7 separate regions of the Mus musculus genome follow, and regions 1, 2, 4, 5, 6 and 7 are each linked to region 3. A link is a loop called in an ENCODE intact Hi-C map of the cell type or tissue named here. Cell type or tissue: heart. All regions are shown on one strand.

Evidence for each region. Peaks named below come from ENCODE experiments on the same cell type or tissue, not always from the same donor. Only the 100,000 strongest peaks of a DNase experiment are listed, where the experiment ranks them.
Region 1: a loop joins it to region 3, with 7 times the contacts of the local background. A loop is called at or near these places in 3 of 42 quality-filtered maps.
Region 2: a loop joins it to region 3, with 2.5 times the contacts of the local background. A loop is called at or near these places in 10 of 42 quality-filtered maps.
Region 4: it touches region 3 in a loop (2.1-fold over the local background); 5 of 42 quality-filtered maps call a loop at or near these places.
Region 5: it touches region 3 in a loop (2.5-fold over the local background); 9 of 42 quality-filtered maps call a loop at or near these places.
Region 6: it touches region 3 in a loop (5-fold over the local background); 5 of 42 quality-filtered maps call a loop at or near these places.
Region 7: it touches region 3 in a loop (2.0-fold over the local background); 5 of 42 quality-filtered maps call a loop at or near these places.

What each region holds. Positions count from the first base shown.
Region 1 is chr3:86,222,526-86,226,525 of GRCm38, forward strand. It overlaps Lrba (LPS-responsive beige-like anchor), which reads left to right and starts at 2,165. Exons shown (of 57, transcript NM_030695.2): 1 at 2,165-2,229; 2 at 2,544-2,979. The coding sequence starts at 2,764. In heart, no CTCF peak of the experiment used is centred here; DNase peaks (open chromatin) are centred at 1,646 and 2,216; H3K4me3 peaks cover 2,642 bases; H3K27ac peaks cover 2,061 bases.
Region 2 is chr3:86,845,905-86,849,904 of GRCm38, forward strand. All of the region lies in intron 2 of Dclk2 (doublecortin-like kinase 2), which reads right to left. Among named protein-coding and RNA genes, the nearest start is that of Gm46810, 17 kb to the left of the region's middle. In heart, no CTCF peak of the experiment used is centred here; no DNase peak of the experiment used is centred here.
Region 3 is chr3:86,918,725-86,922,724 of GRCm38, forward strand. It overlaps Dclk2 (doublecortin-like kinase 2), which reads right to left and starts at 2,160. Exons shown (of 16, transcript NM_027539.5): 1 at 1,026-2,160. The coding sequence starts at 1,446. In heart, no CTCF peak of the experiment used is centred here; a DNase peak (open chromatin) is centred at 2,027; H3K4me3 peaks cover 2,249 bases; H3K27ac peaks cover 1,462 bases; H3K27me3 peaks cover 1,166 bases.
Region 4 is chr3:86,975,244-86,979,243 of GRCm38, forward strand. No RefSeq gene overlaps it. Among named protein-coding and RNA genes, the nearest start is that of Cd1d1, 22 kb to the right of the region's middle. In heart, a CTCF peak has its summit at 1,521; no DNase peak of the experiment used is centred here.
Region 5 is chr3:86,833,665-86,837,664 of GRCm38, forward strand. It overlaps Dclk2 (doublecortin-like kinase 2), which reads right to left. Exons shown (of 16, transcript NM_027539.5): 3 at 2,641-2,743. Among named protein-coding and RNA genes, the nearest start is that of Gm46810, 4.8 kb to the left of the region's middle. In heart, a CTCF peak has its summit at 1,711 (motif pointing right); no DNase peak of the experiment used is centred here.
Region 6 is chr3:86,789,265-86,793,264 of GRCm38, forward strand. Dclk2 (doublecortin-like kinase 2) reads right to left here. Exons shown (of 16, transcript NM_027539.5): 14 at 3,955-4,000; 15 at 2,731-2,847. Among named protein-coding and RNA genes, the nearest start is that of Gm46810, 40 kb to the right of the region's middle. In heart, no CTCF peak of the experiment used is centred here; no DNase peak of the experiment used is centred here; H3K27ac peaks cover 1,259 bases.
Region 7 is chr3:86,810,938-86,814,937 of GRCm38, forward strand. Dclk2 (doublecortin-like kinase 2) reads right to left here. Exons shown (of 16, transcript NM_027539.5): 8 at 2,740-2,797. Among named protein-coding and RNA genes, the nearest start is that of Gm46810, 18 kb to the right of the region's middle. In heart, no CTCF peak of the experiment used is centred here; a DNase peak (open chromatin) is centred at 2,004.

The DNA of each region.
Region 1 (4,000 bases), 700 kb before region 3:
GGTAAAGGAGCATTACCAATAATCTCAAAAATGCATGAGACACGTACCTTATCCTGGATCCTTGAGACTGTGTGACTTGAAAAGGGTTTGACTGTGACCATTTTCATTCTTACCATCCATCTGCTTTTATTAGAAGGTATTCATCAACAAATTATTAGTGCCTATAAACTAGATATAGTAACTTAAACTATCTGCCAAATCCAAGGATGCAAAATCTTACCAGATGACTTTGGTAGCCTAATCATGGCTCCCACATTCAAAATAGAAATTGGTAGAAGGTCAAGAAGGTCAAGTGAATGTTTTCTTGATCCTGCAGGGACATCTCACTCCCTTATTTCAGATTTACACACTGAGATCCAAGGAATTTGTTTGTTTGTTTGTTTTCCTTCTTCAGGGATTTCAGCAACAGGTGGCCAGTGATGTTAACTCTAACAGTAAAAGTTCACAAATCAGCAATTCACAGAATTAGAAAAATGTCTGCCTTATCTTTGGAATTTGTAAATCCATTCTGAGGCAACCTAATTTCTTTTAAGAAGCTTCCTTTTGAGTATTTAAAAAAGGTGCAATAAACTAAACACACTTCGTTGCTAGAATCTTTTCTGATGTTGCTTCTCTTAAGTATCCATGTGACAGCTAAAACGGTCTATTTTTCAAGGATGTTTCAAATAATACCTTTTCAAGTGAACCATTTCATTTCTCAAACTCATCTACGTTTCTTTGGATTCCTTCAGAGTACTTTGATTACTTCATCCCGTCATTTTTAGGAACCTGGGAGTATTTTAGTACTTTAAAGTCTTATCCCAGAGAATACTAATAGAACAACTACCTCCTCTATGTTCATTTTATTTTATACTAATGCACCAGGATCAATGCTTTGCCATCATCAGAGGCAGTGAAGAGAATGACAACATTAGACTATGACAATTTGTACTGGCTTCAAATCCTCATTTATATATATTTAAAAGCATCTATAATGAGGCAAACTTAACTTCCACACTGGGAAATTGAGAGGAACCCCCTTTCCCATTTCCAGCCCCCCCCCAACCCCCCCGGTGAATCCCGCCTCCACAGCTCCGAGCAGCTGTCTGAGGAATGAATCCTCTACTCCTTAGAATGTGGGAGAGCTTTGCTGGGGCGGCAGCTGCCAGGCAAGGAATCCTCCCAGTCGCTGTCCCTCCCCTCCGAGCAGCGGCAGCTGCCAGGGCATCCCAGTGGAAATCTTTCCCAGTTAGCGCCGCGGGCGGGCAGGCAGCAGCTGAGCTCAGTCAGGGGTGGAGACTGCTCCCCAGAGGCTCCAGCGCCGCCACCTCAACGACTCCTAAGTCCCTCAGGTGTCCTTCTCCAAGTCCAACACGAGGACACCTTGACAACGTGGGGCGGGTACCCTCGGCGCTCAGAGACCTGCTGTTGCACAGCACCCGCCTCCCGTTCGTCGCCAAAGCACAGTCTGGGCGAAGAGTGCGAGGGAAAAGCGCGCCGCTCGCGGCTCTACCTGAGCAGCGCGCTCTCGAGGCGCGCTCCCGCCCGCGTGGCACCTCCAGCGAGCGCGCGTGCTCTGCTCCGCCACTCACCCGCGATTCTCCGGGCCCGCCCGCACGTCCCCTACTAAGCCGCCTCCGCTAGGGCGCCCGCCCGCTCGCTCGCTCGCCCGCCCCACCACCCCGCGCGCTCGCGCTCGCGCACGCGCACGCCGCGCCCGGCGGCCCTCGGCGCTGTCATGGCGGCGAGGAGCAGCTTCAGTAGGCATAGGGGTAGTCCCGCGCGCCGTAGCCCGGCGTTCTGTGGCAGTAGCATCCTCGGCCACCGCGGCGGCACGAGCCGCGGCGTCGCCCCCGCCTGCAGTAGCTGCGTTTGCAAGGGCTGAGCGCAGGGGTGGGGCGGCCTAGGGAAGCACGGAGTTCTAGGCAGCCGCCGGGCTCCCGGGGAGCGGACTAGGGAAACTTGAAGGCTGCGACCAGGTGCCTTGACCTTTCTCTCCCCGGTCCCGTCCCGGTCCCTGTCCCCGTCCCCGCAGGCGCGTCGGGCCTGCCTTCCCGCCCCAGCACACACCTCCCTTCCTCTCCTCAGCCGAGCTCAGGTGCCCGGGCGAGGTGCTCCACTCCTCCCCCTGGGCCGAGCGCTGAGGAGAATCACCGCCCCCTTCCCCCGCCTTTTCCTGCCCTGGATCTCCGCCGCCACCTCCGTCTCGCTGCGCCCCGGCGGGGGTGAGGACGAGGCCGGAGTCTCCGGGTGAGGAGGAACTTTGGACCTCAGTGGTCGCAGGGGCCCCCCGTCCTCTGCCGGCGACAGTCCCCCGCGGTGCACCTGCCCGCGCCCACCACCTGCGCGGGCTGGGGGGGGGGGGGGAGGAGTGAGCCTGCTCGCCGGCCTGGAGGACCCGCCTTCGGCGGAGCGGGCGATGGAGCCCGGGAGGAGCGGCCGGCCGGCTGGCCCTTGGGGTGCCCTTAGTAACTTATTTGACAGACAGTAACTATTTCCCTCTCCTCCCTAAAAAATCCCACGACAGACCTACCCTATTTAACAGATGTTTAATCTTCCAATAGGCTTTGGCGTTGTTGTCAGCCTCCGGGAGAGAGATTGGACAAATAGTCTCCAAGAGGAGGAGGGCGACGACCAAGGACTTTCCTGCTTTTTTGGGTTTCTCCGCAAGTTGGAACAGAGACCCTTTTTGGTTTAGCGTTTGCGTGTGTGTTGGTGCCTCTTCTCCGTGCAGCGACTGCTGGCCCAGGGTGACTCTGACTTGTCCTTTCTCGTGAACTAGTCATGGCTAGTGAAGACAATCGTGCCCCTTCCCGGCCACCAACAGGTGATGACGGGGGAGGTGGAGGGAAAGAAGAAACCCCTACGGAAGGGGGTGCGCTGTCTCTGAAGCCGGGGCTCCCCATCAGGGGCATCAGAATGAAATTCGCCGTGCTGACGGGGTTGGTTGAAGTTGGAGAAGTGTCCAATAGGGATATTGTAGAAACTGTCTTTAACCTGGTAAGTAGATCAATATTTTATAAGCATATACTTTTCTCGGTGAGTTGGGGAGCAAGACGAAGTTGGGGTCATGTGCTTCACTCAATCTAATGGCTTTTTCCACGGATAGACACAAAATTCTACTTGACCTAAATGGAGCAATTACTTGTATTTCAGTTTAAAGAGAATTATGCAAAATTTGATGCTTCAGGTTTTCAATGAACATGAACAGATCACCTTTGTGCTAATTAAGCAAGTGTTGATGTGGAAGTATATTTGTGTGTGTATGTGTGTGCATGTGTGTGTGTAGTCAGGTGTTCAATGGAGAATTTGGATGTAACTTTTTTTTCCTCTTGGAGTGTATGTTTAAGCCTGCGATTTTTCTCTTTAATATTTTGAATAAATGACTTTTTTTTTTTTGGACTTGGGAGCTAATGTAAGTTTTTGCCTAAGTTATGTTTTGCTATAGTTAGTTTTAAATACAGAATTCATGTTCATAGTGCTGATATAGGCTAACTTGTAAATTAGTATTTTTAAAATTCTGGCTACTTTTAGTTTTAGAAATAACTAACCAAGGTTGAATTTTGCAGTGGGTTTAGGGTTATCTTGTGATAATTGAATGTCAATTTGAAAAAGGCCTGAGGCAGCCACAGTGTGAGCTTGATACTTTTGTAAATTTGTGTTTATCATTGAAACAAACTTGGTCATTGGAAGTTGTTGATTATACTATGGTGGGCAATGGCTTATTTTAAGTGGATATGAGATACTTTCTTTTTTTCTTTTTCCATTCCATTTTTAGAAATTAGTTTTAGTGGAGCCTTTAGACTTTAGTTTTCTGTTGCTTATAAACTTAAAAGAGTTGAAACCGAGTTTGGTTTTAAAATAATTTTCTCTCATTCAACCAGTGTTAGAAGATAATACAAGGTGCCAGATATAAATGTGCAGTAGTTGTAATAACTGTTTAGTAGCCATTCTTTTTACCTCTATATTTTTGAGGTTAGACTGTTTTATTCCCGGCAGTTAATTATTTCCTTCATTAGGC
Region 2 (4,000 bases), 73 kb before region 3:
AAACAAACAAACAAATAAAAAGAAACTATGTTACGAAAAGGGCAATGGAACCACAGCTCAAGGTGGTAACTGTCTAAAACTGGTCTATTTGCAACAGATGAGGTAAGGGAACATCCATGGGGGAAAAGGACACACTTTACACAAGGAATCTCATTCTCACTAACTTTCTCTTAGCCACCAGGACAATCTTACCAAGGACTCACGTGCCCATTTACCTAAAAGGGGCTTAACATGGCTCAAAAGGTTAAGCAAAATGTTCCAAGTCACAGAGCCAGCTGAGGAGACTTCTCGCTAGACCACATGCTGTTTCCCTAAAGAGAAGTATTAACTGTGATTTACAACCTCCAAGAAAACATAAAAGAGCTTATGAAATAAGTCAGCAGCTTTTATACTTGTCTAAAATCCAAACAACTGGGCCATTTTTCTGTCTTTTATGAAATAAGTGAATGGCAACGATGTAATCTTATACCTAGGAATTTTTTTTTTTAAAGGATCGACTTCTAAGTAATGTTTTAAGGTCATTACAAGTTCAGGCCAACTTCTTATGCTTTAGGGAATAGTGAATATGTTCTGAAATTGATATCTTCAAACAAATTGGCTAACTCTCTTGAAACAAATTATAAACACAAGTTTCAATCATATGGTTTTAAAATAGGACTCCACTTGTTGCCAGACTAAAAATACTAAATGTATCAATATGTGCTAATGAATACTATGATCTCTACATATTTTAAAAACAGGCAGAACCTGCAGGATTTTTCAGGAATTGATTCTCTGCACATAGAAATCACATCAGCTTACACTCTGGTATCAGCATGGCATCACCACACGTGATCACACTCAAGAGAAGTAAGAGCCTTAGAATCGTTAATTAAGATGATATGGAGAAACCTGATCAATTAATCCTTAATTATTCTGGAAAATGAAAGTCCTCAACACTGCCAGCACAAACGTTGTTACTATCCTTAATTGTTCTGTGGCATTTAGGTTCTAAAACACGATGTATCTGAAAGGGGTCAGGTCGTCTTTTACTTTTTTGTTCTCCTCTCTAAATAAAATTGGTGCTCTCCTTTCTTGAGTTATTCTTTGAACTTACATTCTGGCATCAAGAAAAAACTACAGCAGAACCCATCCCAACTTAACCAGCCTGACAGGAGTGAAGATACTCTCGGGTTGTTTTTGTTTTTGTTTTGTTTTGTTTTCAGTCACAGGCAGATTTCCCTTGCTGCAATGGCATGGCCCTCACTCATGCACATGTGGGCAACACTAACTGGGTTATAAACACAAAACTAAATAACAAACAAACCAACCAACCCATAAGGTTGGGAAGGGTACATGTCAACAGGGACAAGGGGAAGGTGGGGGAGGAAAATATGATTAGGTTTCATTCATACAGAATTCCTAACAAAAAAACTTAGCCGGGAGTGGCAGGGCAGAGGCAGAGGCAGGTCCATCCATCTCTGTGAGTTTGAGGCCAGCTTAGTCTGCAAAACAAGTTCCAGGACAGTCAGGGCTTTTATGCAGAGAAATGCTGTCTTGAAAAAAAAAAAAAAAACCAAAAACACAAAGCCAAAAGAATAAAAAAATATGTTTTTTGGTTTGGTTTGGTTTTTCTGCTTTTTGGAGACAGGGTTCTTCCACAAGGCCCTGGCTGTTCTGGAACTCTCTTCTAAAGAGCAGGCTTTAGAAAGAGAATCTTTGACCCTAAAGATTCCAGCTGAAAAGGTCAGCTAAGGAACTATGGGAAGGTCATGAAACACTTGAGCCTCCAGAAAGGAGAGGAGAATTAACATTTCTCACACCACAGGGCAGGAACCAACCTGTGGGTGGGGACTCATTCCTCTGGACAGACTGTTACCCACCTTCAGACAAGGGAAGTCCTTGTCATCTCATTCCCTAAAGACCAATCACTTTAAAGGGTGCACTGCTCTGCCAATCCTATTGTGCCTAGTTGCTGATGGTCTATTCTGCCCCCTGGAAACCATATAAAAACTCGCCGACTGGACTGATCTGATTGGGGTGCTGGTGGTCGCTGCCTCTCCTTCGGGTCTGGGGGTGCTTTTTGCATTGATCCCGGCTCCACGTGGTTCTCTCAGGGGGTCCCCAGTAAGCTAAGGTTCCCAGGAGTCTTACACAGCAACAAACTTCCCTTTTGAGTTGCTCCTCTACCCACATCTGATTTGGTAGAGTGAACATCCTGCACACTTGTTAGGGAGACATTTCAAGCTGCAGAATGTAAGAGGATCTTAAGAGTAAACTGAGGCCAGGCAGTAGTGGCACATGCCTTTAATCCCAGCATTTGGGAGGTAGAGGCAGGCAGATTTCTGAGTTCAAGGCCAGCCTGGTCTACAGAGTGAGTTCTAGGACAGTCAAGGCTACACAGAGAAACCCTGACTCGAAAACCAAAAAAAAAAAAAAAAAAAAAAAAAAAAAAAAAAAAAAAGAGTAAACTGAGGGCTATAGTAAGCTGATTCCATCCTTACAGGGGTCTGTCTGACGACCTCAGATTCCTCCGACCCAGCCCACATTCTAAGAGAGAACTACCAACGACTATTGTCTGTCCTGCAAAGGCACACCATAACACACGCACACTCACATACATACATATATATTCATACACATACAAATATACTAAATTTAAAATAAAAAATGAATGAGGGCTGGTGGCTTTGTGAAGGAAGAAAATAAGCTTTAGCATCCAAAATTTGTATTGCCTAATGACAAACTTCCCTCTGTTTTCTTGTTTTTAGTTATGGTTCAATCAGAAGGACAAGTTAGAGCTGAGTCCAAAGTAAGCAGAAAAATACTGTGCTATAGAAAATATAAGGTTTTGGTTTCTATAGCTACATTTATTTTCACAGGACAAAATGTCAAAATTTTCATTTTCAAACCAGTATAAATCCTATAAGAAAAGCAATGAGAAAAAAAAAATCTCCATGGTATGGTCTTGGTGGATGGAAGGCTCACTCTCAGAAGGAAAGCACACCACCACTCAGATCACTCGTGGCAACACTTTAAAAAATGAAACTGATGTTGCCAGGGCAAATACCACACTTTCTGTTTAGAAGGCACCTGCTCTTGGCATACAGAGAAAGCATGCTACCCTTACATGCACACAACAGACATGTCGTCGTCATTGCAGCGAAATTGGAAGTGAGACAGCCTAACAGTTACATTTCCTAGTTATTAAGAGTCTCTCCAAATGCAAACAGAAACTGTGTTGGTTTGTGTTTTGTTTTGTTTTGTTTTTTACTCACACATTCTAGATTTTCATTTATGTAGAACCTCAAAATGAAGTTAGGAAATGCTTTTGGCTAATGTATATATTAATCTAGGATTTAAAAGTACAATAAATAAAGTCTCACCCCTCAAGGTAAGATTATTTTGTCAGGTCTACTTTGGAACCCCCTTTAATATAAGGAAACACAGGAAAGTAAAAATGTCTTCTTTTAATTTTCCTCAGCCCTCCTCTCCTCCTCCTCCTCCCTACTTCACACATCCTTTCTCCGCCTCCCCAGGACAATGTTATTAAACAGCTGTAAGTGTCCTTCCAAGTTATGTTTGTAGACCTCCTAGTACAAAGAGTGTGTCTAAATTGTTCAGTACTTTAAAACAACAACAACAAAAACCAAAACCCTAAGCTATGTGGTGCTGCATGCATCAGCCAGGAACTTGCAGGCTTAACCCTGTGTTGATCGAAACAACCAGGTTTTAGTTTTTTATGTTTCCTTTTCACATTTAGGTGGTTTCCTAAAGTTTGTTTTTTCAAAAACTACTAATGTACAATCAACTTGATTAATTTTAATTTAAAAGAACCATCCTGTATAGTCTCTTGATCCTTTCAAAGAAACCTGTTTTCTCAGAATATTTACTTTAGTTAATATATTATATTTTAACAACCAAGTTCTAACATGTAAGCAAAGATTTAAGACAAAAAAAAAAAAAAAATCAATCCAGACTTCATCTGCAATTGCCAATTAGGAACCTGTAGCAAACTCAT
Region 3 (4,000 bases):
CCTGAGAGCTAATTATATGTAAACACTCCCTCAGTACACACTGAGATATCTGCCTGATCTTTTGGGGTGTTTGGAACTAAAAATTGGGTTCTTTAACTACCAGCCACCCTTTCCTTACTAAAAGCAAAAATGAAAAATACTGCAAGAACTCTAGAATGACCAAACCTATTGGCACGAAGTCCCTCTGATTGATGCATGGTTGGTGTGCCAGGATTCCTAATTTCTAACAGGCCTTTGCTGCTGGGTCCCAAGACCCTACCATTCTTACTGTTACTCTCTTCATGGAGAAGACAGAGAGACTCACCTTGATTCACCTCGTTGCCAACCAAATGTGGAAAATCCTTTAAACAAGGTGGCTTTCCATTTTGGCTACACTGAAATCATCTGAGGAACTTTCAAAACTCTAAACGCCCAAGTCATACCCTAAACCAAGCACATCAGAATATCTAAGGGGTGGGGCCGGGTCCGATATTTTAAAAAGTGCCCAGCACGGTCCAAAGTGAAGACAGGCTGAGTGAGACTTTTTCTGTGCTGGCTTGCCTCTCTTGATCTCCAGTGCCTTGTGCCACACATGAAACCAGAAAAGCCAACCTAGAACGAGTCAGAACGAGCTAGCTGTGCACAGAAGGTACAATGGGATCCCAAACACAGGAACAGCACAGGTACTGCACTGGCCTCTACCAAAGGTTACCCAGCGCCTCACTGGAGAAACACGCTTTCAAACAGTTTGCCCTTCCAGCAAAAATAAGTTGGCTAATTTTACAGCCATCATTGTTTGTATTTGTCTCTGATCATTAGAATTTTCTTCCGTTTTTAGAAGGCCAATCTCTTGGGAAGGAGATAATGGGTGCACCCCAACCCAACACAAACGACCGAGGAGCAGACAGTTCCCGTGGCTGCCTAGAAAGCAAGCGCCCGGCAGGCTGCCCCAGCGCAGGGCGGGGAAGCGCGCTGGCCGCAGCCACTGCACCTGCCGCTGTGCACGGGGCCGCACCTGCCGCGCCGCGCCCGCCCCTCCTATTTACCTTCCAGCAGCTCGTCCAGGCTGGTGACCTTCCGGCTGCCGTCTATGGTGTAGATGGTGCGGACGCCCTGGGGCAGGTTCACATTGTCAGACAGTGAGCGGGTGAGCTCTATGAGGAGCGCATCGAAGGAACGGAAACGGTCGTTGGAGATGGCAAAGACCAGGCCTTTGAAATAGCGGTCCCCATTCCGGTAGAACCGCGCCTTCTTGGCCTTCTTCTCCGAGCTGAGGGCCTGCAAGGTCCGCGTGCGGTAGAAGCTGCAGTGAGCACTGTGCGCCGGGCTGGGGATGAGCCCGTTGCCCTTGGGGCCAGAGATGCTGCTGCCCCCGGAGGAGCTGGGAGCCCCTCTCCGTGACCCTGGCCGCGGCCTTTTGTCCCGTTCTTCAAAATGTTCCAGCTCAATGCTCCTTGTGCTGGCCATCGCGGCTGCTCGGGAGAGCTCTCCACAAATTAATTAATTAATAAAAGGACGTCCCAACCGCCCCGGCCGCAGCGCGCCGCGATCTAGGCGCTCCGTCCCGTCTTAAAGCAGCGGGACACCTGGCGCGGGCATTCGGGCCATGCTCGCAGGTGGAGCCGCTCAGCCAGCTAAAGGCGGCCGCAGCGCGCAGCAGCCCAGCTCATTGTCCCGCGCGCCCTCGGTCGCCGCCGCCAGCTGAGGAGCCCCACGCCCCCCAAGCGCCTCCTTCGCCGGGCCACGCCTCACAAGTAGCGCGCGGGCAGCAGGCCGGGAGCCGCCAAGTTGAACGACCCTAGGCTGGCCCGGGTTCGCATCCGGCCTGCGCTCTCGGGCGCGCTGAGTGGAGGAAGGAAGCGGAGGGGGGAGGGGCGCGAGCGTGGGCGAGGCGCCTCGGGGCTGCCCGGCGCGGCCTGGGGTCCCGGGTTCCCGCCGCCGCGTCGCGCGCGCCCAGGCCCAGTCCACGGCCGGTGCGCGTCCCTGGCCGGGGATCCTCTAGAGGCGCTGGGCCCCTGCGGGAAGAGTGCAGCCGCCTCCCACGCACGCACGCCCACGGGCATCCGCGCTCTCGGCCGCCTGTCAGGGCCTGGACCCCGGAGGACACCCTCTGTCCCTTCAGGGACACCACAAACCACACCGAGAGGGAGATGGTGAGGAAGAGGGCGGCGCCGCGCGAGGAGCGGCTCTACGGTCCAAGGAGGCCCCGCCCGCCCGCCGGGCTACCGGAGCTGCGCGCTCCCGGGCGTGACCGCGCTGCGCGCTCCACAAGCGCGGGGGCTAGCGCAACCGCGCTAGGCAAAAGAAAAAAAAAAAAAGCCTACAAAGGAAGGAGACTCAAGGGCAGCAAGCACATCCTTATCCTGCCTCCTGGGGAAAAACCGAGGCCAACCTAGAGCAGAAATACAAAACATAGCACTAGGTTTGGATGCAATATTAGTTTTTTATAAACGTCTGATTTATTGTTTAAATAAAAAATCCTTTAGGCAGAAAAAAAAAATCCTTCACACTTTCTACTGCAGATTCGATAACACAGTAGTTCCAGTAACTTTGAATGAATACATGACTACAAGTTATTGGTTTCATTGAATCAAGTATTTGTGGAGAGCTTGCCATTTGCCGGGCATTAATCCCATCACTGGGGATGCGCGAGCAGAGAACAGAACCTCTGTGAATTTACCCGCGCTCACGTGTTCATTCTGAGCTGCTCACAGAAGTGGACTGACAAACACCCATCATGCAAGAAAACCTCTTCTTAAGTGGATATCTGGCCCACAATAGACATGTTTCAAGAAATTTTTGAAACGTCCGTTATTTCACTTTGGTGATGAAGCTCAAAGGCATTTGGCCCCAACCTGACACATGAAATTAATGATTCGGCACCCGGTTCTTCAGCAGCCCTAAACAGCTCCAAACTGTCCTTGAAGGTAGGGCGACAAAAAACGCTTTGCTTGTGATCGACTGGAACAGCATAAAATAGGAGTGGGTAGAAACACAACCATGAGCACCGTGAAGCAAATCCTTCCTCATAGACCTAGTTGGCCAAAACATGAGAACGGATGGAGATAGAGGGGCAAAAAAAAAAAAAGTTCCATGGGCATCCAAGATGACTCAGTAGGTCAGGTGACTCATAGAACTGCCAATCATCGCCAGATCCCACGTGGTGGAAGGGAAGCATAGACTCCTGTAGTTTATCCTCTGACCCCTGCATGCATGCCATGCCAAGACAACACAGTAAATAAATCTAAAAACTTTTGTGAGGAAAAAAATTGTTCCTGAATTCTATTTCTAATGCAAATGAACTGGGAGAAGGCAGGCTTCAAGGAGGCAACTACTAATTAATCTGGGTTGCTTTATGGTTTAAAGTTTATAGAACCGTAACACGTTTTCCTCTTTCGTGCAAGTGCAGAATGTCTACAGTGAGATGTTTAGAACTGGCATGTATTTCCCTCGCTGGGATATTCCCTGCATCTCAGAAACCCTGTCTGACCTGCTAGCTGTTCACCTGTCTGGAGACTGTTTGGGTCTCTCCTGGACTGAGATCTAGTTTAAGGTGGCTTTATGAAGACAGGATGGCCACAGGCAAATAAGTCACCTTCTGGAAGCCAACCTTGACCTCTCTCTCTCTCGGCTGTGAATTACCGTTCTATAACTCCCCTTAACCCTAACATTTACTTGAATAAAAAATCGGGGGAAAATACTTCATTTCTCATCTATTGGCAATTCAAGAAGGAATTAAATCTCAAAACATTCCCTCGTTCACACATTAAAATAACCCCTTTCAGCCGGGCGTGGTGGCACACGCCTTTAATCCCAGCACTCGGGAGGCAGAGGCAGGCGGATTTCTGAGTTCGAGGCCAGCCTGGTCTACAAAGTGAGCTCCAGGACAGCCAGGGCTATACAGAGAAACCCTGTCTCGAAAAAACAAAACAAAAACAAAACAAAAATAACCCCTTTCTGCTCTGATTACACATTTTTTTAAATAGTCGTAGACTATCCAGTAAGTATAAAAACTTCACTG
Region 4 (4,000 bases), 57 kb after region 3:
CATAATTGTTGCAAATATCTGGAAGATTACTGAAGGACACAATATGCTAGAGCAATCTGTGCAGACCACGGGGTATACTTAGGCTAACATGCAAACTTGTTGGTTGCTGTCTGCCATCTGCTGGGGTATCATCTCCACGATGAGCCTGTAACTATCCAGGAAACTATTAGCTATGGTGGAACTTTGCATGAAGCAAAGCTATGAAAGCCAGCTTTGCATCCCAGTGGTACCAGTTCTGGTTCCAACCCAGGCTGGAAGCAGGCAAGGACTGTGAATTGGGAACTGAAGGATCCAACAATGAAGATGACACAGCAACGATAACATCCAAACCAGCCCTTCACAGACCTCATTTTAACCCACTTGATGATGTTATGGGGTCCGCTTAGATCCAACATGACTTGAACACGGGGTCAATGAAGACAACAAAAATGTATTGTTAACCAAGCCATGACTGATTGATCAGGGCTGCAGAATGAACTGGGGAGCTGGACTGCAACCACAAGACAACATCACAGAATTGTTTAAGCTTGTGCACCATAGACATATGCCCAGTTATGTTACATTTTCCACCAATCAGGATAGGAGTTGGTTCCTGAGCCTGGGAACATGAACATAGTTTAACCCTTCCAGAAAGATGGAAAATTTGTCCTTGAGATGGCTGACTCAGACAACTGTTTCCTTACAAGTTGTCTCTGGCTGGACTCAGATAACTGTCTCTTTACAGCAGAAGCTGTTCAGCTATTGAGAAGTCCCCATCTCCTGGGACCTTGAATTTAGTTCCTCCCTATGATTATGTGATGTCTGAAAACAAAATGGCAGTATTTAGAACAAATGGTGTGTGTGTATGTGTGTGGTGTGTATGTGTGTATGGTTTATATATGTGTGTGATATGTATGCGTGTGTGGTGTATATATATTTGTGTATGTGTGTGTGTATGTGTGTTGTGTGTGTGCGTGTGCGCGTGTGTAGTGCCATAGGCTTCCATACTTTGAGTTATTTGACCTATCCACCCCTAAGGTGTAGGATTGCTCATAAGTCCCACCTTAGGACTGGTTGATAACTAGTATCTCTCAACCAGATATTCCATCATTACAGAATTCTAATGCTTTTGGATCATATGGGGGACACATAGCAACACCCACTTGTGTTACTGAGCCTGAATATCAACCCTTAGGATACTCTCTAGAGAGTTCACAACAAAAAAAAGTTTAAAACAAACCCAGGTACTCACCCTTGTAAAATCCCTGCTTCCCGTTTTTACACTATTGTAAACCAGGCTTTAGGGGACACATGCAAATTTAATTTCACCACAGTCCCAAACTACACCTCTCTCTATTGCCTAATTTAGAATTAATTTGTGCATGTTTAGAAGTAAAACGAAACTCCCAATACCCGCGGGCCCAATTTAACAACATTCGGAGCAACTGTAGGAAACTGGGTAGCTAGTGCAGAAAACCCCAACTCTAAGATCACTGTCCTACATAGATGAAATGTATCTGGAGTAGGTGCACCCCCTCGTGGTACACAATGGTACTACAATAATATGAGTAAATTGGCTCAACCTGCCCAAAGGATACTAAAGACACTATCAAAAGCATTTAGCGTGATGCACCAGTCATGGAAAATATACAACGATTCTGGGATTACCAGAAGTCAGTAGGAACTCACGCAAAAGGATTTCATGTATACAATCTAACTGATAAACTAATTGTTTTGAAAGACACAAGATACCTTTGGAGTTAGGCTCTGGAATTCTGGACAGCTACAATCTCAAGAATCTGCCAATCATAATGAGGTTATTTTTATATACCTGTTATAACTACTCCCAAGGGACACCATTATAAGACTACATATTAAATGGACTCGTGATGGCTCATCGTGGAAAACAAAGATGATATACACACTGATAGAGGTAGAGAGTCTTGGCCAAGAGTTTATACACTAGCCATGTGGGTCTGTGGACTTCATCTAAATGTGGGATTTCCATATTCAGTACCTTTAGGTGCCAATGATGGTCAAACTGAACAAGCTAACATCAAACATGTTTGAATAGACTTATAATGCTTAGTCAAGGCTTTAAAATAAATCCTTATATATGTATTATGTATCTTCCTTGGATGTAACAGAAAGATTGATCCTGTTTTTTAATCCAATCTGTTAGTCTGTGTCTTTTTATTGAAGTGTTGAGAGCTAACAATGAGCAGTGTTTGTTGACTTCCGTTGTTCTGTTGCTGTAGCATGGGTTTTCCCCTCTTCTGATTTACTGCTCTGGGATTATTCATTCCTAGTGTTTTATTGAGTATTGAAGTTTTCCTTCCAGTGCCTTCTGTAGATCTGGGTTGGTGGATGTAGATTGCTTAAATATGGTTTTATCAAGGAGTGCTTTTCTTTCTTCATCTATTTTGATTGAAGGTTATGCTCTGTAGAGTGTTCTAGACTGGCTTTTATGCTCTTTTAGAGTTAGTTGAAAAAAAAATCTATCTAGGGGGCTGGAGAGATGGCTCAGTGGTTAAGAGCACTGACTGCTCTTCCAAAGGTCCTGAGTTCAATTCCCAGCAACCACATGGTGGCTCACAACCATCTGTAATGGGATCTGATGCCCTCTTCTGGTGTGTCTGAAGACAGCTACAGTGTACTTACATATAATAAATAAATAAATTAAAAAAAAAATCTATCTAGGCCCTGCTGGCTTTTAGTGTCTCCATTGAGAAGTAGAGTGTTTCTAATAGGTCTGCCTTTTACGTCATTTAGTCTTTCTTTTTTGTAGCTTTTAATATTCTTCCTTTGTTCTGTATGCTTGGTGTTTTGAATATTATGTGTCATGGGGACTTTCTTTCCTGGTCCAGTCTATTTGGTTTCATCTGAATAAGCCTTTATTTCTTTAGGAAAAATTCCCTCTGTGATTTTCATTGGAAATATTTTCTGTGCCTTTGGCTTGGGTTTCTTCTCATTCTGCTCTTATCATTTGTAGATTTGATCTTTTCATAGTGGCCTACATTTCCTGTGTGCTTTTTGCCTGGATTTTTAAAAAAAGATTTAACAGTTTTCTTTGACTGAGGCATTCATTTCTTCTTCTGGTCTTCAGTGCCTGAGACTCCTTTCTCATCCCTCGTGTTCTGTGGATGAGGCCTCTGAGGTTCCCATTCAAGTCCCTAAAGTTTTTATTTCTTAAAGTTTTACCTCAGTTTTGGTTTTCTTTAGTGCTTCTTTTCTGCTTTCATGACTTGAATTGTTTTCTTCATTTAATTCCACTGTTTGCTTATGTTTTCATGGATTTCCTTAAGGAATTCACTCATAACCTCTTTAACATCAGTGGTGGTCTGAATAGGAATGGCCTCCATAGGCTCTTATAGTTGAATACTCAGTCATCATGGAGTAGTGCTGTTCAGAAGGATTAGAAGGAGTGGCCTTGCTGGAGTATGTATACCCTTGTTGGAGGAAGTATGTCACTGGGGGTGGGCTTTGAGGTTTCAGATGTCCAAGCCAGGTCCAGTGGCTCTCTCTTCCTGCTGCCAGTGGATCTAGATGTAGAACTCTCAGCTCCTTCTCCAGCGCAATGTCTGGCTGCATGCCACCATGCTTCCTGCCATGTTGAAAATGAACTAAACCTTTGAAACTGTAAGCAAGCCCCAATGGAATACTTTCCCTATAAGATTGACCATGGTCGTGGTGTCATTTCATAGTAGTAGAACACTGACTAAGACAGGTTCTTTTGTTTGTCTGTTTAGTTTTTCAAGACAGGGTTTCTCTGTGTAGCCCTGGCTGTCCTGGAACTCACTCTGTAGACTAGGTTGGCCTCAAATTCAGAAATCTGCCTGCCTCTGCCTCCCAAATGCTAGGATTAAAGGCGTGCGCCACCATGCCCGGCTGACTAAGACAGGTTCTTACAGTATTCATAATTGCTATTTGAAGTCCCTGTCTTGTGCTTTAGCTATATTTAATTTCTTCGAGCTTATTATAGTAGGGTTGTTGGTCTCTAGTAAAGCCATATTGTCCTGGT
Region 5 (4,000 bases), 85 kb before region 3:
TTTTGGTGGGCTTTCAAACGTACGTCATGCTTCCTTTGATTTTTGTTGTTGTTTTAATGCATGATCTTTAATGTGTGACATTCAAAGCTGGAGCTCTTAAGACAAAACAATTACACACCTTATGTTAAAAAAAAAAACAATTTGCGTTCTCATGAGTGTATCTGTGATAGAATCCAAAACGAGATCTGCTCTCACCATACAACTTCACCGTGTAAAGATGGTGCTACAAAGCTGACAACAGCAAAAACAGCAAGACACACAGGGACCCCAGGCTATGTGACACATTAATTCAGTTAATCTTTGAAAAGTTTTATAAGATATCCTTATCACTCCCATTTTGAAGAAGATTAAATAAATACATATTGGAGATGGGGTAAAAACTAACAGGACGCATTTTTTAAAATCTATTAGAGGCCTTCTTCATCAGCCACTACAAAGAGCCAGATAATCCAACTCGCTCAGATAAAGCAACGGCAGCCCTGCCTATACACAGAGTGAGCACTTACCAATGTCTCGTTATTGCTACCATCAGCACCACCATGGTGACTACAGTGACTAAGTCACTGCCATCTTCACTGATTAGAGCTTTGTTGATTGTGAAGTGTTAGAAAGATGCAGAGACAGGGCCAGATCCTCTCGGGCTACCTTAGCCCCCTAATAACCATTTACTGCCTACCCGTGTGTGACTGTTCGGCAAATCTTTTTAAAATATGATGAACAGAACCCTAGTTTCAGCAATGCAAGCTAAGAATTCACCAGACAGCACCTGAGGCCTCTAGCATGTTTTCCTGCTTCGCTGACACCTGTCTGCCTGATATCTCTACTAACGTATTTTAAAACTGACTTGGTTTGTGGGTACTTTGTTCAGTTACTCTAGAAACTTCATGAAACTGTTGCCAAGGTAACTGGAGTAACCCGAATCTGTGTTCCTGGGCCACAGCCGTTCATATTTGGCTCCAGAATAAACCCTCTCTTGTTCTCTGTCTGGAGCTCTGCTTTTTACACTGCACTTCTTTAAACACTAAAACCTACAACGCAGAATTCAGTTTCAGTGTCTTGACTTTCAAACTGTCTACTTACTGACAAAATCATTCAGAAACTAAAAGCTAAAATAAAGATGAAAACTACAGCTGATGGGTAAAGGGACGTTTCAGTCGATATTGGTGTTACAGGAACGGGGTAGGTCATCGGCACAGGGGACACAAAAGCCCAGCTTCACAATGAAAGGCTTCCCAGTGGTGTTACAGGGTGACAGAATCACTCCAGCAGAGTGGCACAAAACAGAGAGCTTTTAGGTAATTAGCAGAGGTGAAAACTGAAATGAACAAGTACAAAGGGCTGAGAGCCAGCACGTGCTTGGGAGACACACAGGAAAACAAAAAATAAAATTACACGGAACAGTGTAATAATACAGGTAGCCCAAGACAATTATCAATTTTTCAGATGATTTGTCTATTTGTTTGTGCTTTTCTCAAGACAGGGTTCCTCTGTGTAGCCCTGGCTGTCCTGGAACTCACTCTGTAGACCAGGCTGGCCTCGAACTGAGAAATATGCCTGCCTCTGCCTCCCGAGTGCTGGGATTAAAGGCGTGCACCACCACTGGATTTATCATATCTTTAAATTATGTGTATCTGTGAGGGGCTTGGGGGGGGGGGGGATGTGCATCTGAGTGCAGTGCCCATAGAGGCCAGAAGGGGGCATCCTACCCACTAAAACTGCAATTCCAAACAGTTGTGAGTCCCTCAATGAAGATCCTAGGAATCGCACTGGGCCCTCAGTAAAAGCAGAATGGGCTCTTAACTAACTGCTGAGCCACTTCTTGAGACCAGGCATTCTCTGAGTGATATACTTCTATCACCCATCTCAAGCTGTAAAAGACATCTTGCTCATTTATAAAAGAGTGAGATCATAGCTCTAATCCCTCTTTCCTTTGTAAAATATACCTACTTGAATTTCACTCACTTAAAAACTAGGTTGAAACCAAAAAAAAAAAAAAAAAAAAGCTGGGCGTGGCTTTAATCCCAGCACTCGGGAGGCAGAGGCAGGCGGATTTCTAAGTTCGAGGCCAGCCTGATCTACAAAGTGAGCTCCAGGACAGCCAGGGCTATACAGAGAAACCCTGTCTTGAAAAAACAAAAACAAAAACAAAAACAAAAACAAAAACAAACAAAAAAAAAAAACTAGGTTGATTTTTCTATCAGCTAAAACAGTCATTTCTACTAGAGTAGGTATACAGAATTAAGACAATAGGATAGAGCCATTTCCCTAAAACCAGTATCATTTGGAATCATTGAAATAATGGTTAAGAACTCCATTAATAGGTAAAAATAAAGAAATGGGAATTTTCATCCCATCCACGAGATGGTCATTTATATATATATATATAAACAATGTATGTTTTTTAAAGCATGTTTTAAAACAAAACAATGACATAAAAAAACTCAGATAATTACTATGGACAGTTTATTAATTATCCTTCAACATGTTTTCAGTATGTTGCCAAGGCTGGCTAAACTCCTGGAGTCAAATGATCCTTCTGCCTCAGAGCTTTCGCCAGTACACCTGGGCTAACACGTCTGAGTTCCTAAATTGGGAGCTTTCATTTCAGGAGCTACAAAGATGGTCAATGAATTGTCTCACCGCTATGATCCAGGACAAAGTCATCTTGGGCATAACGATATTTTTCAGGTCCACATGCAATAAAAACATCATCGTCTCCAAAAAAGTCTTGCAGACAAGTAACCTGGAAAAAAAAAATCCAAGAAATTAGAAACATTAGAGCGCAATAAAAATCAGCAAAATTAAACGCATGTTCAAGCTTTACCCACAGCACTGTAGAGGGACAGAGGCCTGTCCACTGAGGTACGCACCACCTTTATCAAGGCTGGGGAAGACTGGCCGTGACACTGGCCAATGACACTAAGACTACAAGGCTCAACTCTCCTCTGTTGTCTAAATTACATCTTCAGTTTTTTAAAAAGTTCCCCACTCCATATTAATGTGTTTCAGATCCCAGAAAGCCTGGTCCACAGCAGCAAAACGTCCACCTTCGGCCTACTGGTGACAACAGAGCCATTTCCAGCACTTCCATATGGACAAGCTGTGTTTCAATGTGTTTTACAAGGAGCTACATAAAATTTTCTCTTATGAAAATGGCTTTATTTCCAAAATAATAATGTGTTCATTTTTTTAAAAACATGCTCAGCTACTTGGAAGTTCTCCGCAATCTCAGTAAGATTGTCTATCTCTACAGTCACAACTCGGCTCTATACTGAAATAAATAAGTCTGCACAAAAACTACCGTGAACTAGATATACCGAACGGCTTGGGTTACAGTCATGCAAAGGATATGTTTCTCTGCAGCCAGCTGGTGCAGTAGGCATGGATTCTGTCCACATCTTCCAATTATCAAGCAAGACCCAGCTTCTGTAGTTAGCTTACACCTCATCAGATCAGTGTTTTAAAAGTACCAATCACCTTTCATCTGCTAACCCTGCCTCTGCTCACCACCTCAGGTGGTGACATCATTATCCTCTCTTTGGATTGTGTGAATTATGTCTTTCTCCACACAACACTCCTGGGGATCCTGTCGCCATGCTCGGTTCTGCTCCCACAGCAGGTCCTTCCCACTACTCACACGGCTGACAAGTATGTCAACCTCCACGAGGTTCACACGCACCTGGTGTCCGCTGCTGTCCTGATGCTGGCTATCTGACCTCCAATCTCCCCACATCCCCTAGTCACTGTTATCACACCACCAGGACGACCACACCACCCTCATTACAAACGAGTGTCACTTCACCCCTCCCTTCAACCTTGTCTCTGTGACAAGTCCCCTGTTCACTTCTCAACCATGACACTGTGTTCCCACCCGCATAGCAGCTGTGGTTTGTTTTGGTTTTCCTTTATTAAGGCGTGAGTCATAAAGTGTTCTAGTTGGGTTTCTATTGTTCTAAGAAAGCAGCTCCAGGAGAGCAGGGCCTGCTTCATCTTACAGATG
Region 6 (4,000 bases), 130 kb before region 3:
GGGCTGGGCTGGCCAGGAGGAGGTCAGTGGGTTCAGAGGACCCCTACCAGCAGGAAGCTGAGGGCCGGAGCCTGAGACAAGCATGCAGCTGGAAGAGGGGCTGAAAGTTAGGTGCGGCTCTCATGAGCACAGGGTGTTGAATACCAGGGTCTGCTTCAGGGTTTCCCATAGTCTCAACTGGGCAAAGAACGAAACTCTGAAGTGTCGCTCAAACTGTCAAATCAAACTGTCAAACGAAATGCAGACAACAGTGTCACTTCGGTGTCTTTCCCCTGAGTCAGCCCTACCCTAGCATACTACTCACTGGAGCCCCAGGTACCTACTTGGGGAGAGTTCTGAGGTGACAGGAGACAGAGAGGACCTCATCTGTAAATTATGCAGAGACCACTAACCATTGAGCTACAAACACATCTACTCCTCTGCTACTGAGCCCGTATACTCAGTAATGACTAACTCATGCCAGAGACAGGCATTTTGTAGTTACTTTATGCATAAAAACAATTTAAAACTGCTCTCAGTTATACAGTCATGATATACATGACACGGGGCCCCGAAGTATGTCACAGGTTCTACCCAGCAGCCATACATAGGCCCAGAACTGGCTTGGGGAAGGACAAGCAAGAAGCCTTCTGCTGCTTTTGGGGCCAAGTCAAAATTTGGCAGGCTGGCTTTTGAACCACTGAGAACAGAGACGGCCGGCCGGAAACAAGTCCCAGGAATCTGTCCAGTAGATTCTGAATGCAGTGAGACCATTGGCAGGCAGTTCCCTGTGCTCAGTCTCCAGGCTTAGGCAGAGAATGTGGTTAGCTGGATGTCACCAACATGTGCCAAATAGCTCCTGCATATACATCAACACACAATTTTTATACAGTCACCTTCTTAAGGTTTGTTCAGTCTCAGGAACACTCTGTTAAAACTCAAGGGTCTGACATCTGACTAACTCCATTAGCAAGGGGGAAACCGCTATTTGTAAGTGGTGAGAGGTTCTCTGCATTGTTATCCACAGCGCAGCTTACACCGCTTATGCCGGCTCAAGGGAGGACTGTCAATCATTCTAGACCCTCAGCTGAGCTTTAGGGTCAGGAGGCAGAGAACAGGCCTAATGGCCTTTAATTCCAGGGCTGCAAAACTAACAAATCTTAGAAGATTAGCAAGCTAATTAACAGATGATAGGAAATTCTGACTCCAACAAATTCTCTTCAAGGCTGTACCAGATGCTGAATATATACTTTGGGGGATATTGGGGTACACGCACAGCCGCTGAGCTGCACCCCAACACAAATGCTGACTCTTAATGGTTTTCTCTTCCACTTCCACAGACGCTCCCTACCACACCATGCATGGCGCAGATCCACCCTGCTTCTGCTCACAGGCTGGGTCTCAAAAGAGAATCCTTGGGTTCTAGAAATGTCCCCCTGCTGTGGGCTCCATATCTGTGACATCTCTGCCTTTCTCCAGTATTCAGTAAAACATCACTACAGTGGCAGGAAAAGCCACACCTCCAGCCTTCCTGTGTTCATCAAGGAGCACTCCAGAGTCCTACAGGGCAGCGCAAAGCCCAGTTTGTGGACTCAAGTCGTATGGGGAGGAAACGGAGCACACAGATCCCTGCAGGGAGCACAGGAGTCTCGAGGACAGTGGGAGGGAGTCTACCAAATGAACTAAGACCCTTGGAGGAAGGGAATACATCACAGAAAGCAGGGACCAGGAATGCCACAGGTGCTTAACCAACAGCAGAATACTTGTGTCCATAGTGGGTGTGTGCATTGTGGCTTCCTGGACTCCCACGGTTTCCTGGCATCCTTAGACTACACTGTGCAGTGAGAATAAGCCTATATCCCTGTATGTAGGAGGAATACGGAGAACCTCTCCCATGGGGCAAGAGGCTGCTCTAGAAGCAAATGACAGAGCTGCAGGGACGGCCTATTTCAGGTACCTGCCCCTCGGAGAGGCAAGTTCCCGATATCCACGCCCCTGGCCCTGTGTCGGCTGTCTGTCTGCTGTGGTGGTGAGGAGGACAGAGGCACCGCTGTTGGAGACCTTGGCTGGTTTGTACCTTGGCTGACTTGAGCAGGTGGGAGATGCTCAGAGGGACTCAGGCACCACTGACCTCACTTGGGTTTATTTTCCTGTCCTGTACTCTTTCTTCTGGCTCTCCTTAATGTTACTTTTGTCTCTTGTGTTTAAATATTTAGATTCATGGCCTTAAGCATTTTGGGAGAAGTACAAAAATGGGATCATTGTTACTTTTAAAATAAAACTCTAACCATGAAAATCTGATTTAAAAAAATACTTCTATGGATTTAAAAACACACCAACTATTTTTATTTTTACCAAGCAGTCTTTAAAAAGTGAAATTTGTTAACTTGGCTGTTTCCTATTCCAAGTTTAAAAGAACTCACACCTCAACCAGAGGCTGGGCCTTATTTCCTTACAGTGCCCATGCTATGGGGCTGCAATCTATCCCTAGAGGTAGCAGCAGCTATGACAGGTGAGGCAAGGCCCAGCCAGAGCTCCCTGTCACTGCTGCTCTGTCTCCTCCCAGCCCCTAGCTGCCATGCAGAGTCTAGGGAACAGAGCTGAAAGCACCCTCTACATGCCAGGCAATCCTCCATGGAGACAGGAACATGGAAGACACCAGCTTCCATGAGCAGAACCCTGGCTATCTAGACAGCAACTCCAGCTCGGCCAGCCCCGGCTCTCCGAGGCAGAGCTCTGTGTCCCACTTACCATGATAACGGAGACCCCGGTGGTGGTGCTGTTCTGTTTGGGGAGCGCATTATTAAAGTGCTGTTTTAGTTTACCTGTAACCTCGGCTTGCATATTGTTCTCCTGGGATGCATCATCCTACGGAACAGAACCAAACACAGTGATTTCGGATCCTCAGCTTCAACTGCTCATTAAGTTACCCCCACCATCCACCTAATGATGTCGTCCCAAACAGGCTCATCTTAGCCAGAAGAACACAAGTTTAGTTCTTTCAAAACTAACTGCTGCCACTGTATAGCGCCAGGAAAGAGCACTGGACCAGCAGGCATGAGACCCTGAGTTCCATCCTCAGCATGGTCTGCAGCACCATGCCTTCAGGCAGACACGCCTCCGGACGGCACTGTGTGGGGTTCTCAGGCCCTCTCCCAAGGCATATACAATACAAGCCATCCCACAGAAACACAAAAACCAAGAGTTTATCGTTTGCATGAAGAATTCATGTGTGCTGTGCCACCTTGCTGTAGCTCTCTGGTTACGGGACAGGCTGAGGAGGGAACATGGCTTGCGCCTAATGTTTGACCCCATTTCTTAATTAAAACAAAACAAAACTGGCAGGAGAACATGCTGTATGCTGAAGGCTCGAGCTCCATCTCCAGGACATCAGTCACTCAACTGATAGCCTTACTGCTCACAAAGAGATGTGCTGTCTCCCCGACTTGTGTCTTAGCCCAGGGAAACAGTGTGAAGAGTGGAAGGGTACAGCAGTACAGCCATGTGGCTAATTAACCCAGTGTTCAGGACTTGCCTTCTAGTTCACTTCTGCCCAGAGGGAACATGTGGTCACTACCAACCTCTTCGATACCTCTGGAGGAGACTGTCTCTCCTTCCAGTCCATGGGACTGCACGCCATGTGGACACAGAGGTCACAGTCTAAAACACATTCATCTCTGAGGAAAACACAAACCCCAAAACTAGAACGAAGTCATGGAATGGGTCCTTAAAGAGCATCTTGGCCAACCCTACTTCGTAGATGAGTAAACTGAGGTCCAACAAGGGACAGGCGAAGCAGACGAGGGACTCCGGTATCAGCCATCTTCTCCCATGATATTTGGTCATTAGGAGAGACAGTCTACCTGCCATAGAATTTGAATGTACAACTGCATCTGTGCAAAACACATAGCAAGGAAGCATGCTGCTGACCACACAACACAGACTCACTCGTTCCCTGGGAATGTGGGTACTTACTGACACCCAGGGGTGACTCAGAATTTCTCCCGCAGTACAGCGAGCT
Region 7 (4,000 bases), 110 kb before region 3:
TACACACACAACACACATTAAAATACAGGTGAGTGCTTTAATCTAACAGTGTTGGTGGATTTTAGAAGAAACAGGCGGTAAGAATGAATGAAAAGTGTCTGTTCCCAGATTCCTATTAGTGAAGAATGAACAAGCTGAAACACAGAGGCACACAGCAGATTGGCAAAGCACACGCTGTACCCAGCTAAGTCGCCCTCTGCCTCTGTTGATTTGCAGGAAGCCATTTAACCCAAGTCCCTGCTTCCTTCTCTGTACAGCTGGTACAAGTGTTCTAAGTCACGGCTGTGTAAAGTCCCTACATTCCCAAGCTGGTGGCTATTTCCAACATAATAATTTTCTATATAAAACCACAAAGCAGAGGTGAGCAATGTTCCCCATAATAATGGCTTGATGATCTACTAAAACTTTGTAAACAAATTAAGCCATTTTTATCTGAGAACATAATTTCACAGTGGAAAAAAAAATCAACTTACTTGTAACATCAAGCTTTTAAATTATAATTTTATATAATATTGATATGAAATTTGCTGGTCAAATATGCAAAATATAAAAATGTAGAAAAGCATAAGATTGTGAAAAATAAAACAAATTCAGTAACAGACACAAATCCGAATATCCCCATGTGTGTAGGTAGTCATCGTATCGGATTAAATTCTTCCATACAATCATCTTTAACTTTGAATATAGCTACTTACATCCTAACCATTATCCTTAATATTTTTGAGGAGCAGGTAATAGTCATAAGAACATGGCTCCCTATACATTGTGCTTAGATAACCTCAAAGATGGAAAGACTAACAACTACATATAGAGAAAATGTTACTAAATTCGACAATTATCAATATCGTTAGATGCATAAGCAAAGAGGGCCAGCAAGAGATGGCTCAGTGGGTAAGAGTGCCTGCCTGCTGCCCAACTGAAGACCTGCGTTTGATTCCTGGGACCCGAGTGACAGAAGACTGACAGAGGCAAATATCCTTGGCATGTGTATACACACATTGCACACACATGTGCACACAACACACATATACACACAATGCACATACATGTGCACACGCAACATTTAACATATATAAATATATATACACAGAGACAAAAATGACCATGAAAATGTTTTAAAGAATACACAAAACCACATAAAATCTAGACAAAAAGTAAACACACAGAAATGAGTCATTTTGCCACTTTTGCTTTGCTGACAATTATAAGATAAAATAGTAGGTGACAAATCTGTCACCTGGGTAGAAGATTTTTCTAAAACATCCTTACACTGTTTTAAATTTTCTGTTAAAACCACACGATTATGAAACGTCCACTAAAAATGAGTTTTCGGATTTTTAGCAATTCCACAATGTAAGTCAGCACTGTCGCCTCACCCTCCAGTTGTAAGTTCCAAAGCCCCTGGCATGTTAACGACACCGACGGTAACACGTGTCGGTTCCTTCTGCACACACTGGCGCCTCTGCGCGTGTTTCCCATTCCCCATTCCTCAATCCCTTGACCGCTGCAGTACACACTATCAGTCAACATATTTAGAAGAAGAAGAAAGGAAGACACAGGTGACAAACATTTGTCCAGGGCCACACAGCAAGAAGGCAGAATTACATTCTATATACTCTGGTCTTGGAGTAACTTTCCAACAGGATTACAATGTAATTCAAATATGCAATTCTAAAGTTTCTAATAGTCACACTGGAAACTACAACAAATGGGAAAACTTAGTTTAAAATGTAACTTAATCCAGTCTATCTAGAATACACTTATCAGATAGTAAAATGGGAAAATATTACTGAGAAATTTACTATATAGTCATCTACAGTTATATAGTTTGTCTTCAAATACCAGTGTGTACTTTAGCCTATGGCTTACTTCAGACTTGCATCAACCTGGGTGCTTGGTAGCCATATGCAGGCAGCAGCTCCCCCTGGTGGTAGATACGACCACTGCCCAGCCTTGTCTTAGACTGCCATAACAGGCCTGCGCTAACCCTGAGTATTTACTGCCCTCTAGCAGACTGTCCTCAGCTGACCTTTTCCACCCCAGTTTGAGAGGAGGACAGACAGAAATGGGTCACTGAACTAACGGAGTCACTTCACTGCACTGGCCACTGCTCTAAATGTCCCTCCCAGGGATATCTATGTAGAAAACACCCTCAGAACACAGGAACAAGGCCAGATCATTTCCTGACCCTGATAATGAAACTAATGATTCCCTGTAGCAAAAAGCCTGGGTGATTCCCAGTCGCTGCCTCATAAGACAGGAGGTGACTCAAGCTTGGGGCCCCTTGGGTCTTACACAAACCCCACTAGTGTATATTATCTGACTGAGCCCTTGGGTATCATCACCTGGGAGCCAGAGCAAGCCGGTCACCTGCACTGCCATTAGTAGTAATGTCTTTTGTCTCTCTGAAGCCAGAAGGCTAACTCTTAGCATGGAGTAGGTTAACTAACAATTCATGGCCCTCAGTTCTAGCCTTTAAATTTTGCTGGATTTGAGACTAGGAATCTCCCAGAGAAGAGAGTTTTACATTTTCTATAGCTATAACCTAGATCAGTTAATTTGCCATCTTAGAGTTAAAAGTTGCTGGAGAACAGCAGGCTGGAAACCCATCACTTTTCTTTCTGCTGTCTACAGCAGTCTCTGCCCTGCAGCGAAGGCCGAGTCCCCACTCTAACGCCTCCCTCACCGAGAACCCACGCATTCTCTTTTCTTTCTTTGTAGCAGTTGTGTATACTGTACCTTTCCACAGCATTTGGCTTTGTCTATAATCTTTAATGCAAACTCTTTTCCAGTGTACCTAGAAATAACCAGAGGAAAACCATTAAAGCTACAAGTCAGACTAAACCTGCCTTCCAATTCCCTGTACAGCCGAGACACCTCTGCCCCTTACACAGTGTGGAAAGGGGTCATGGGAGGAAGGAACTCCCAAAAAAAAAGAAGAGGAAAGAAAAGCCAGGCTAATTAAACCTTCTTTACATTATTAACTTGTATTGAAGTATTTAAGTTCTGTTGTATCAACCAAGAAAAGAAACACTTTCTTTACTTAAACCTCAAGACGGTCTCTAAGGAGAAAGCTAAGGGAAAGAAAAGTTAATCAGATTAACAGGAGAAAGAAAACCTGACTCAGGATGTCTCTTTACACTGATACACAAGCCACCTCAGTTTATAGTTAAGTCCTCGCCCTTTAGTCCCTAGCCTTCCTCCATATCTTCAGCAAGATCTGGTCTATGTGATTTCTACCCTACAGACCCTGCCTGGGTCTAAAGAAATCACTTATTAGACACAAGAATCTTAATCTAATACAATTTAATTTTTACTCAATATTGGCATAGTTGAATTTGAATGACCAAAAAATCCCTGAAATACAAGCAGTGCAATAGAGACCATCAACAGTCTTCTTAGAAAGTATTCAGAAAACATGTGCTTTCTCATCTGGGGCTGTTCTGCCAAAGGGACAAGGCCCAGCCTGGAAGAGTAACACTCAAATTGCTCCCCTCATACTATAAACCAAATCCTAACAGGTCCTTAGAAGATACATTCTAGATGCCTCACTGTTTTGGTCAGCAATCTGTATGCCAGAGCTCTGTAAAAAGGCTTCAAGAACAGGGGGTTGCTTACATAGCGATATATAAAGGGCAGTGAGCTCTCATTGGAGATGCAACAGAATGGATAAACTGCAATTACCAGAACATTCTAGAAAACCTGCCACAAACTATAAAAACCAGCTATTCAGAAGAGGTAAGAGGTAGGGTAGCGTTCTATACACAAAAAAAAGTTTATCTGCAATCATAATGACTATCGTATTGTTTAAAGAGTTGACTTCTTCTGATCTCATCTCACAGTCATGGCTCCTGCATCCAGAGCTATGGGTCTAGCAGCTTGGCACTGGGTGAGAGAGAGCATTGCTCTGAAGGTTCACAGCGTGCACCACGCAGAGCCTGGCGTGGGAAAGGCCACAGAAGGCGGCAGTCTTCTTTCAGTGGCTCGTTTTCCTCCTTAC